Linked DNA regions of Homo sapiens: region 2 is linked to region 1. The links are chromatin contacts, found by Hi-C in ENCODE. All regions are on one chromosome and are shown on one strand. The core of a region is the stretch at or near the end of the contact, and the rest is flanking DNA. Distances in the headings are between cores, read along the strand shown.

Region 1 (4,353 bases), core at 1,316-3,815:
GTTTGGTTTGGTTTGGTTTGAGACTGTGTTTTGCTCTTGTCGCCCAGGCTGGAGTGCAATGGTGCAATCTCGGCTCACTGCAATCTCTGCCTCCCAGGTTCAAGCAGTTCTCCTGCCTCAGCCTCCTGAAGGAATACGGCGTGCGCCACCACACCCGGATAATTTTTTTTGTATTATAATTATTAGAGATGGGATTTCACCATGTTAGCCAGGCTGGTCTTGAACTCCTGGCCTCAGGTGATCTGCCCGCCTCAGCCTCCCAAAGTGCTGAGATTACAGGCATGAGCCACTGTACCTGGCCGGATTTGGGAAGTTTTTTAATATTATGTCATAGGGACAGGGTCTTGCCATGTTTCCCAGACTGGTCTTGAACTCCTGGACTCAAGCGATCCTCCCACCTCAGCCTCCCAAAGTGCTGGGATTACAGGCACGAGTCACCACACCTTTGGTTGGACTTTGGTTTTTACTCAGAGTGAGATGGAGTATGGGAAAGTTTTGAGCTGAGAAGTGACCTGACCTAATTTATGCTTTAAGTGGATAATTCTGGCTTCTAGACTGAGAGTAGACAGTAAAGGGGAAGCATCAGCATGGGTGGAGAACATGTGGAAGGCTAGCACAGTGATCCCAGTAAGAGACGACTGAAGGCTGGACCAGCAGCCCCAGTGGGCGTGGTGGGAAGGGTCAGGTTTCTGATCTATTTAACAGGTTGAGTGGATCTCCAGCGGCCAGTGATTTAATGAATTATGCCTGTGAAGTGAAACCTCCGAGAAAACCCCACAGTCTTGTTTGTTTGGGGTTTGGAGAGCTTCCAGGTTAGTGAAGCAGGGAGGGGCAGGGAGAGTAGGGTGCCCGGGAGGGCAAGGAAGCGCTGTGCCCCTCCCCCACCCACACCTTGACCTCGGCATCTCTTCCGTTGGGCTATTCCTGAGTCGTATCCTCCATCATGAACCGATAATAATAAATAAAGTGCTTTTCTCAGTCCTGTGAGTCATTTCAGCAAATTATTGAACCTGCCGGGGACTGTGGGAACCCTTGAATTTGTCACCAAGTCAGACAGAGATGCCAGTGGTCTGGGCACCCCATTTGCAACTGGCATCTGATATGAGGCCAGCTCTTCACTGAAACCCTAAACCTGTGAGGTTTGATGCCAACTCCAGGCAGTCAGTGTCAGAATTGCACTGTAGGACACCAGTTGGTGTCTAGAGAGTTGGTGCCAGAACTGGCTGGTGTGAGGAGGAAAAAAAGCCCACACAGCCCTCCTCCAGGCCATTCCTCCCGCTACATGGAGTCTCACGGTCCTTCACGGAGTGCTCAGAGCCTCCCGATCATCCCACTTTTAGCACAGCACTTTTCCACTTCTGGTCAATCTGATATTAGAATGTCCTACAATGTGCTTATTAGCCATTTTTTAAAACTAACATTTATAAAATTTATTTAGGCCAGGCACGGAGGCTCACACCTGTAATCCCAACATTTCGGGAGGCCGAAGTGGGCGGATCACCTCGGATCAGACTGGCTAACATGGTGAAACCCCATCTCTACTAAAAATACAAAACAATTAGCCAGGCGTGGTGGTGAGTGACTGTAATCCCAACTGCCCAGGAAGCTGGGCTGATGCAGGAGAATCGCTGGAACCCAGGAGGTGGAGGGAGCTTGCAGTGAGCCGAGATCTTGCCACTGCACTCCAGCCTGGGAAAGAGAGAGAGACTCTAAGACCTTTTGCTGAATTGAAGCCTCTTGGTAAACCTATGATGTCCCATTTAATAGATGGGCAAACTGAGGCTCAAAGAAATAAATCAGGCACATAAGGAGTCCTTGTCCAAGCAAGCCGTGGGTTGAAGCCTGGGCTCTGCCAGTCCAAGTGAAACCAAAGCATCTCCAGAAATTCCTGGTGGTGTGTTACATCAGCAAATGAGTAGGCAATGTCATTCCTCAACCTGAAGTCATTGGCATCTTGCAGATTCCACGAAAGAGGAAGTCTGCCCCTGGCTCCCCGAGGCCTGCTTGCAGGAATGAGGAAGGGGCTGTTCTGCTTTCAGGTGGAAATGTTCACCAGCTAAGTGCTGGGCTGCCCAGAAGGCAAACAGCCCCCTGGGCCTGGGACACATGCTTTAGTGCCCCTGGTAGCATGGCAGGACATGCAGTGCAACTCAAGAAGCTCCCAAAACCATGAGAGGCTGGGAAAAATGCTCCCTGGCCCAGTTCTAATGTTTCCCAATAAGGAGCTGCCCGGGCAGACACAGGGGGCCCCACCCATCCTGAGAGGCTGGGCCTGGGCTGCAGACACAACTGCTCGGAGAGTCTGCATCCTGGCTCTGCAGACAGGCTCTAGATGATGGGCTGGCGGAGTGCCCATGTGGAGGTGCACACACCGTGTTTAGTATGGGCCTGTACCTGCTGCAGCGTCAGCTGGTCTGGGCCTGTGCTCCTGGTCCGCCTATAGATGCCATGTGGCCCATCTGAATCTGTGACTCTGAGTCTGGCCTACCCAGGCCTGGTTTGATCCTACCCCCTGGCCACGCCCCTTGTGGGTTTCCTCTGGGTGACGTTTCCTTCCTGCTCTTGTTGACTAGGCGCTGTTCTTGCTGGCTGGTGCCCCAGGGCCTGGAGAGGTCTGAAGAAACCTGGGAGCCAGCAGCCCGGGGCTCCACTCTGGGTTCTGAAAGCCCATTCCCTGCTCTGCGGCTCCTCCCACCCCACCTCTTCTCAGCCTTGCAGCTCAAGGGTTGATCTCAGGAGTCCAGGACCCAGGAGAGGGAAGAATCTGAGGAACACAGAACAGTGAGCGTTGCCCACACCCCATCTCCCGTCACCACATCTCCCCTCACCCTCACCCTCCCTGCCTGGCCCTGGACCCCATCCCAGGACCTCCCTATCAGCTGACTTCTTCCAGTGTCTTGCAGGCCCCTCTGGGCTCCTCCCTCCCCTGGCTTTTCCTACCACTCCCCCTCTATCGGCGTCTATCTGTAGGTGCCCTGGGATTTATAAAACTGGGTTCCGAATGCTGAATAAGAGACGGTAAGAGCCAAGGCAAAGGACAGCACTGTTCTCTGCCTGCCTGATACCCTCACCACCTGGGAACATCCCCCAGACACCCTCTTAACTCCGGGACAGAGATGGCTGGCGGAGCCTGGGGCCGCCTGGCCTGTTACTTGGAGTTCCTGAAGAAGGAGGAGCTGAAGGAGTTCCAGCTTCTGCTCGCCAATAAAGCGCACTCCAGGAGCTCTTCGGGTGAGACACCCGCTCAGCCAGAGAAGACGAGTGGCATGGAGGTGGCCTCGTACCTGGTGGCTCAGTATGGGGAGCAGCGGGCCTGGGACCTAGCCCTCCATACCTGGGAGCAGATGGGGCTGAGGTCACTGTGCGCCCAAGCCCAGGAAGGGGCAGGTGAGTGGACAGAGGACCCCACTGCCCGCGGGACATCCCCTGGCCCTCATGCCTGCCCTGCCCTCTTGGGACCCCACCACTGAGCCCTCCCTGCCAGGCCTTCCTCTGAGCAGTGACATGGAACTGCCCTCTCAAAGGGGGATCCAGGCCCCAGACTATGCTGGAGCCAGGAGGCTTGCTGGGGGGGCCCTTGCTGCACCTCAGAGCCCCACACCCTCTTCTATTCAAGTGCATTCCCGGTACTCGCCTGGCATTGTAGTTATGAGCACGGACTTGGGAGTCAGGCACTATCACCAGTCCTGGCACTATCACCCTGGGCCAATCACTTCACTGCTCTCTGCCTATTTCTCTGTCTGCAAAATGGGAGAGTGAGAGCCCGCCTCCCTGGGCTGTGTGAGGGTTAAAAGAGATCATCCAGGTTAAACATTTAGCACAGAGTCTGATATACAGTAAGTGCTCAATAAATAAGATCTCCCATTGCTGTTGTTGCTGCTGCTGCTGCTGCTGTTATTATTACTATTAGCCACCCTGGGTTGCAGATGCCGTTGGCCCAATAAAGCACAGCTGAGGCTCAGTAGGAGTAGTGATTTACACAGGGAGATAGTCAGGACCAAGACAGATATGCAAATTTCCTGATCCTAGATGAGGATTTTTTGCCTAGCAGTATCTATAAGAACATCATTCTTCAGACAAGCCTCTAGAGGAAGTTGTAGAGGGCTGCAGCGGGTTCACTGGTGTATCCTGACCTCTCTTGGTTGAGAGAGGAGACCAGCTCAGTTCCCTGGCACCTTGCCCCTGCCCCTCTGATGTGTCTCCAACCTCTTTGTCTCTTTCCTGTAGGCCACTCTCCCTCATTCCCCTACAGCCCAAGTGAACCCCACCTGGGGTCTCCCAGCCAACCCACCTCCACCGCAGTGCTAATGCCCTGGATCCATGAATTGCCGGCGGGGTGCACCCAGGGCTCAG
Region 2 (4,353 bases), core at 472-2,971, 670 kb before region 1:
TGTGACCCAACACACATTTGTTAAGTCTCTTAAAACATCATGAGATTTTTTTTTTTTTGAGACAGAGTCTCACACTGTTGCCCAGGCTGGAGTGCAGTGCTGTGATCTCAGCTCACTGCAACCTCCGCCTCCCGGGTTCAAGCGATTCTCCTGCCTCAGCCTCCCAAGTAGCTGGGATTACAGGCGCCCGCCACCATGCCCAGCTAATTTTTTGTATTTTTACAAAATACAGAGATGCCGTTTCATCATGTTGGCCAGGCTGGTCTCAAACTCCTGACCTCGTGATCCGCCCACCTTGGCCTCCCAAAGTGCTGAGATTACAGGCATGAGCCACTGCATCAGGCCCATTATGAGATTTTTTTTGTGATTTCTTTTTTGTGTGATTTTTTTTAGCTCATCAGCTATCGTCAGTGTTAATATACGACATGTGCAGCCCAAAATGATTCTTCTTACAGTGTGACCCAGGGAAGCCAAAAGACCAGACATCCCTCTGTTACACTTTCCACTCCAACATTCTCCCAAAGTCAAGCCTCTCCTGACACCTGGAGACTCGCTAACTCTTAAGGGAAAGTCATGCCTTCTCTGGACAGCTCTCTTACAAACTTTTTCCTTTCCCCCCACCTCAAAATGTGCCTACCAGCAACAGCCTCCTCTCCCTGCAGGCCACCCAGGATGGGGCCAGTCCTGCTCCAGGGTGGCATTCAGAGGTGGAAAGGCATGGTCCTGACCCCGAGCCTGCTCTTCTTCAGACAAAACAACTTTTCCACCCTGTATTTCAGCCCCCATCTGCTCCTCTATCCTGGCCCCTTTCCCAAAAGATGCCCCGGTTTCTTTCGTCCTAGCAACTCTTCTTACCTTCCACACCTCGATGCAAATTCAGACAAAATGCAGCAAGTATTTACTGAGCACTATCTCTTTGCCAGGCACTGGCCTTGGAGCTGAGGATGCAGCAGTAAATTTAACAGACAGAAGTCAAGGTGAAGCTCCCATCCTGGGGGCCAGCTGCATCTACCATCATTGGAGTCTGCAACCTAACTCGTGTTTTTGACAATCAGCCTCAAAATCATGGTTATACATAAGTGTCAGGCACTGTGCTCGGCACTGGAGGTGCAAAGGTAAACAGAATATTGTTCCTGCCTTGAAAGCCCATAGCCCCATTGGCTTAAACAACCTGATTAACATGCCTAGCTTGAATCTCTCAATCTCTCTCTCTGTCTCTCTCTGTCTTTTACACACACACACACACACACACACACACACACACGCGTATCAGTTGCAGGAAATCTACCAGCGTCCAGTCAAAGTAGGCAAATATGTGCAGATTCCAGGCATCAGTGCCAACCTGAGAAACTTGCCTTCATCTCCCGTCACCTCCCCACCCCCTCACTGCCCTTCCCCAGAAAATTCTGGGAGCCAGGTTCCTGGCAGCAGCCTCCAAGGGGGACGTAAGGACAGGCCTATTGAACTGCGTTGCTCTGGACTAGATAAATAGTTATCACCAGCCAACGTGGTTAAATAATCATCAAACCACGTAATTCAGAAATCATGCTCCTCGAGAGTTCCCCATTTAATACCCGACAGAACACGCTAATCCGCCGCACAAGACTGCGTTTTACTTTTCTAGACAGGAAGCATTTTCTTCAGTCCCATAATGACTTCCCTTGACATAATAATGAAGGAATGTGAATTTAAAACAGGCTGAGAGGCTGGGCCTTCTTTGTTATTAGGGTTGGGGGCTGGTGGCTCGGAAATTGCCTGAGTAACTGCTGACTTGCTGAACTGTGTCGTCATTGAATTCACTGCTTACAAAGACTGAAATTTACCAAATTAAATTTTAGTGAGTAATTTCTTTTCACATAAACGGCAGAAATTAAACCATTGTGGATGTGGTAGATAGGCCGTCACACGGAGCTGACATTACATTGGGGAGTGCTGTGAAGTCAGGCAGGAGGAGATCAAGACTTGGAGGGCAGGAAACCCCTCTTTGGACTGGGGGAGGGGCGATCCCAAGCCCCAGAATCAGGCAGGAGAGGTTCAAATCCTGGGTCTCCCACTCCCTATTGATGTGACCCAGGGGGTTCTTATCTGTGAAATGGGCATGATGAGGGGCTATCTTAGGGATGCAAAATGGATTACATCTATAAAAGCACTTGGCTATCAGTAAAGGTCTGCATACATGTCGGTGGTTATTATGTATGTAGCTTCTAGCCTGAGGACGTTGAACTGGGAGAAATCAGGAATAAGAAAGGAAGCTCCCTGGAGTACCCTACCTTTGGCAAAGAGGTAGGTAGCTAAAGTTAGCTACTTTCTTTCTTTCCTTTTTTTTTTTTTTTTTGAGACAGAGTCTTGCTTTGTCGCCCAGGCTAGAGTGCAGTGGTGCGATCTCAGCTCACTACAACCTCCGCCTCCTGGGTTCCAGCGATTCTCCTGCCTCAGCCTCCTGAGTAGCTGGGATTACAGGCACGTGTCACCACGCCAAGCTAATTTTTGTATTTTTAGTAGAGATGGGGTTTCACCACGTTGGTCAGGCTGCTCCCTAACCTCTTGATCCGCCCACCTCGGCCTCCCAAAGTGCGGGGATTACAGGGGTGAGCCACCGTGCCCGGCCAAAGTTGGCTACTTTCTAACCCATCACGTAGCACAGAGAGGACTCAGGGGGCCCAATGCACCTGTGGAAATCAACTTCATTGGACACAACCGAAAAGTCAATTTGTCCAGTGGATTGATGGTCAGTTGGATTGATTAACTACAGCCAGACCAGTTGCTGTGAGGCCAAAACAATAGATGAAAAACGGGATATTTGACATCTCTGTCCTTACTGGTGTTGAAAAAATAATGATAAGCAACAGTCCTTTCTTATGTATGTATGGAACAAGGAGGTGGTATTATTGTTTAAAAACGTTCCCTCCCTCTTCTCCACATACATGGGAGTTTTTTTGCTTACTCCTTGGCTTGGGGCTTGGCTATGTGACCTACTTTGGAAGATTAACATACATGACGCAAACAAGGACGTGAAATGTGCTTGTGCAGCTGGGCTCACCCGCTTGCACCTCTGCCATCGCCACGAGAAGAGCTTCTCACCAGCAGATGCTTCCCCTGTATCCCAGGCTCCAGGATAAACATACAAGGAACACACCAGAGCCCAATGTATGGCAAGGAACCCATTCTAACCAAACCCATAGCCTAAAGCAAAGCCACTCAGCCAGTCTAGCCTAGATCAGACAAGTCTTCACCAACCCCCAGATACGTGAAGTAAATACATGCTTATTGACTCTGGGATTTTTTTGTGGTTGTTTGTTATACAGCAAAGGTTGACTGACACAAAGTCTGTTCATATCCACTGGCTCATTCTATCTGCAGAAAACTTCCATAGTAGAGATAGGTTAAGTATTTTTGTTTCTCTTTTTTTAGATGAGGAAACAAGCTTAGAGAGAATAAATGACTTACTAATGGCATGAAGGTAATCAGAGATAGAACCTAGGCTTTTAGTGCTGAGTGTTCTTTTTTATTTTTTTCCCATGTACAGTGATGGCTTCTCTACCTGGGAGCTGGGAGCTGGGGAGATCCCTGGGTTCCCAAGAATAGAAAAATAAGCTTCTCCCAAGACTTCTTAATTTCACCAAAGACCAATTTGTCAGCAGGGCTGGAAGGGCTGAGGGACCTCCCAGGGACAGTTAATAATTGGCCTATGGCTCACACCACAGCATTTTCTATGATTTGGGTTGGTGTCAAAGTGTCACTGGGCAGAGATAGAAAGCACTTTGTCATGTATAAATGTTACAGACAATAATGCCAGCTACTAAATAGTATGTCATTCCTAATGATATTGTCAGCCTCTAATCAGTCTAATTTATATTGTCAACATGATGTAATAGTCCACCCGGCATGGGCCTTTAGAAATACGAGATCCAGCCATACGAGAAACCAAAGTGAATTTCCACCAGTTCTGACTCTGAAAATCAAATTAAGATTGCTGGCTCCCACTTCAGAGGATCAGAGAGAATGTGTATAAAATACCCAGCATAGGGCCTGATACCTAGTAGGCACGCCACGGGGCAGCTGGTGGTGTTCCGTGCTGTCATGCAGTTATTTGCATTAGCTAGTGATGGGAATCTTGCCCTTGGAGCCACAGAGAGGAGAGACGGGCCCCAGAAATGCCCTTGCCCCTCACTCTCCTTCCCAGCTCCCCTCTGTGGTCACTGTGTTTCTTGTTTTGTTTTGTTTTTTAAGGAAACTGCTGCATAGTTTACAAAGGTGCCTGCACATGTGGTATTTATGTCCCCCTGCAGCCCCAGAAGCTGTAGGAGATAAGACAGGAGGGCACCTACACGAAGAAGGATCACCTGAGGTCAG

The links. A loop is a pair of places that touch in the nucleus more often than their neighbours do. Pooled maps may share reads with other maps.
Region 2: a loop to region 1 is called in a map of endothelial cell of umbilical vein, with 9 times the contacts of the local background. The contact joins the enhancer-like site here to the promoter of NLRP1 in region 1. A Hi-C loop is called at or near these places in 3 of 168 maps with a recorded cell type or tissue (DLD1, HepG2 and endothelial cell of umbilical vein) and 2 of 50 pooled maps.

The regions. Positions count from the first base shown.
Region 1 is chr17:5,582,721-5,587,073 of GRCh38, reverse strand. NLRP1 (NLR family pyrin domain containing 1) reads left to right here and starts at 2,565. Exons shown (of 17, transcript NM_033004.4): 1 at 2,565-3,387; 2 at 4,228-4,353. The coding sequence starts at 3,117. RefSeq lists enhancers at 2,177-2,476, 2,497-2,756, 2,028-3,227.
Region 2 is chr17:6,254,844-6,259,196 of GRCh38, reverse strand. No RefSeq gene overlaps it. Among named protein-coding and RNA genes, the nearest start is that of AIPL1, 180 kb to the left of the region's middle. Within about 2 kb of position 1,721, at least 2 of the 41 ENCODE cell types and tissues checked have a DNase peak (open chromatin) inside an H3K27ac peak, as active enhancers do; they include endothelial cell of umbilical vein, where a contact is called at or near this core.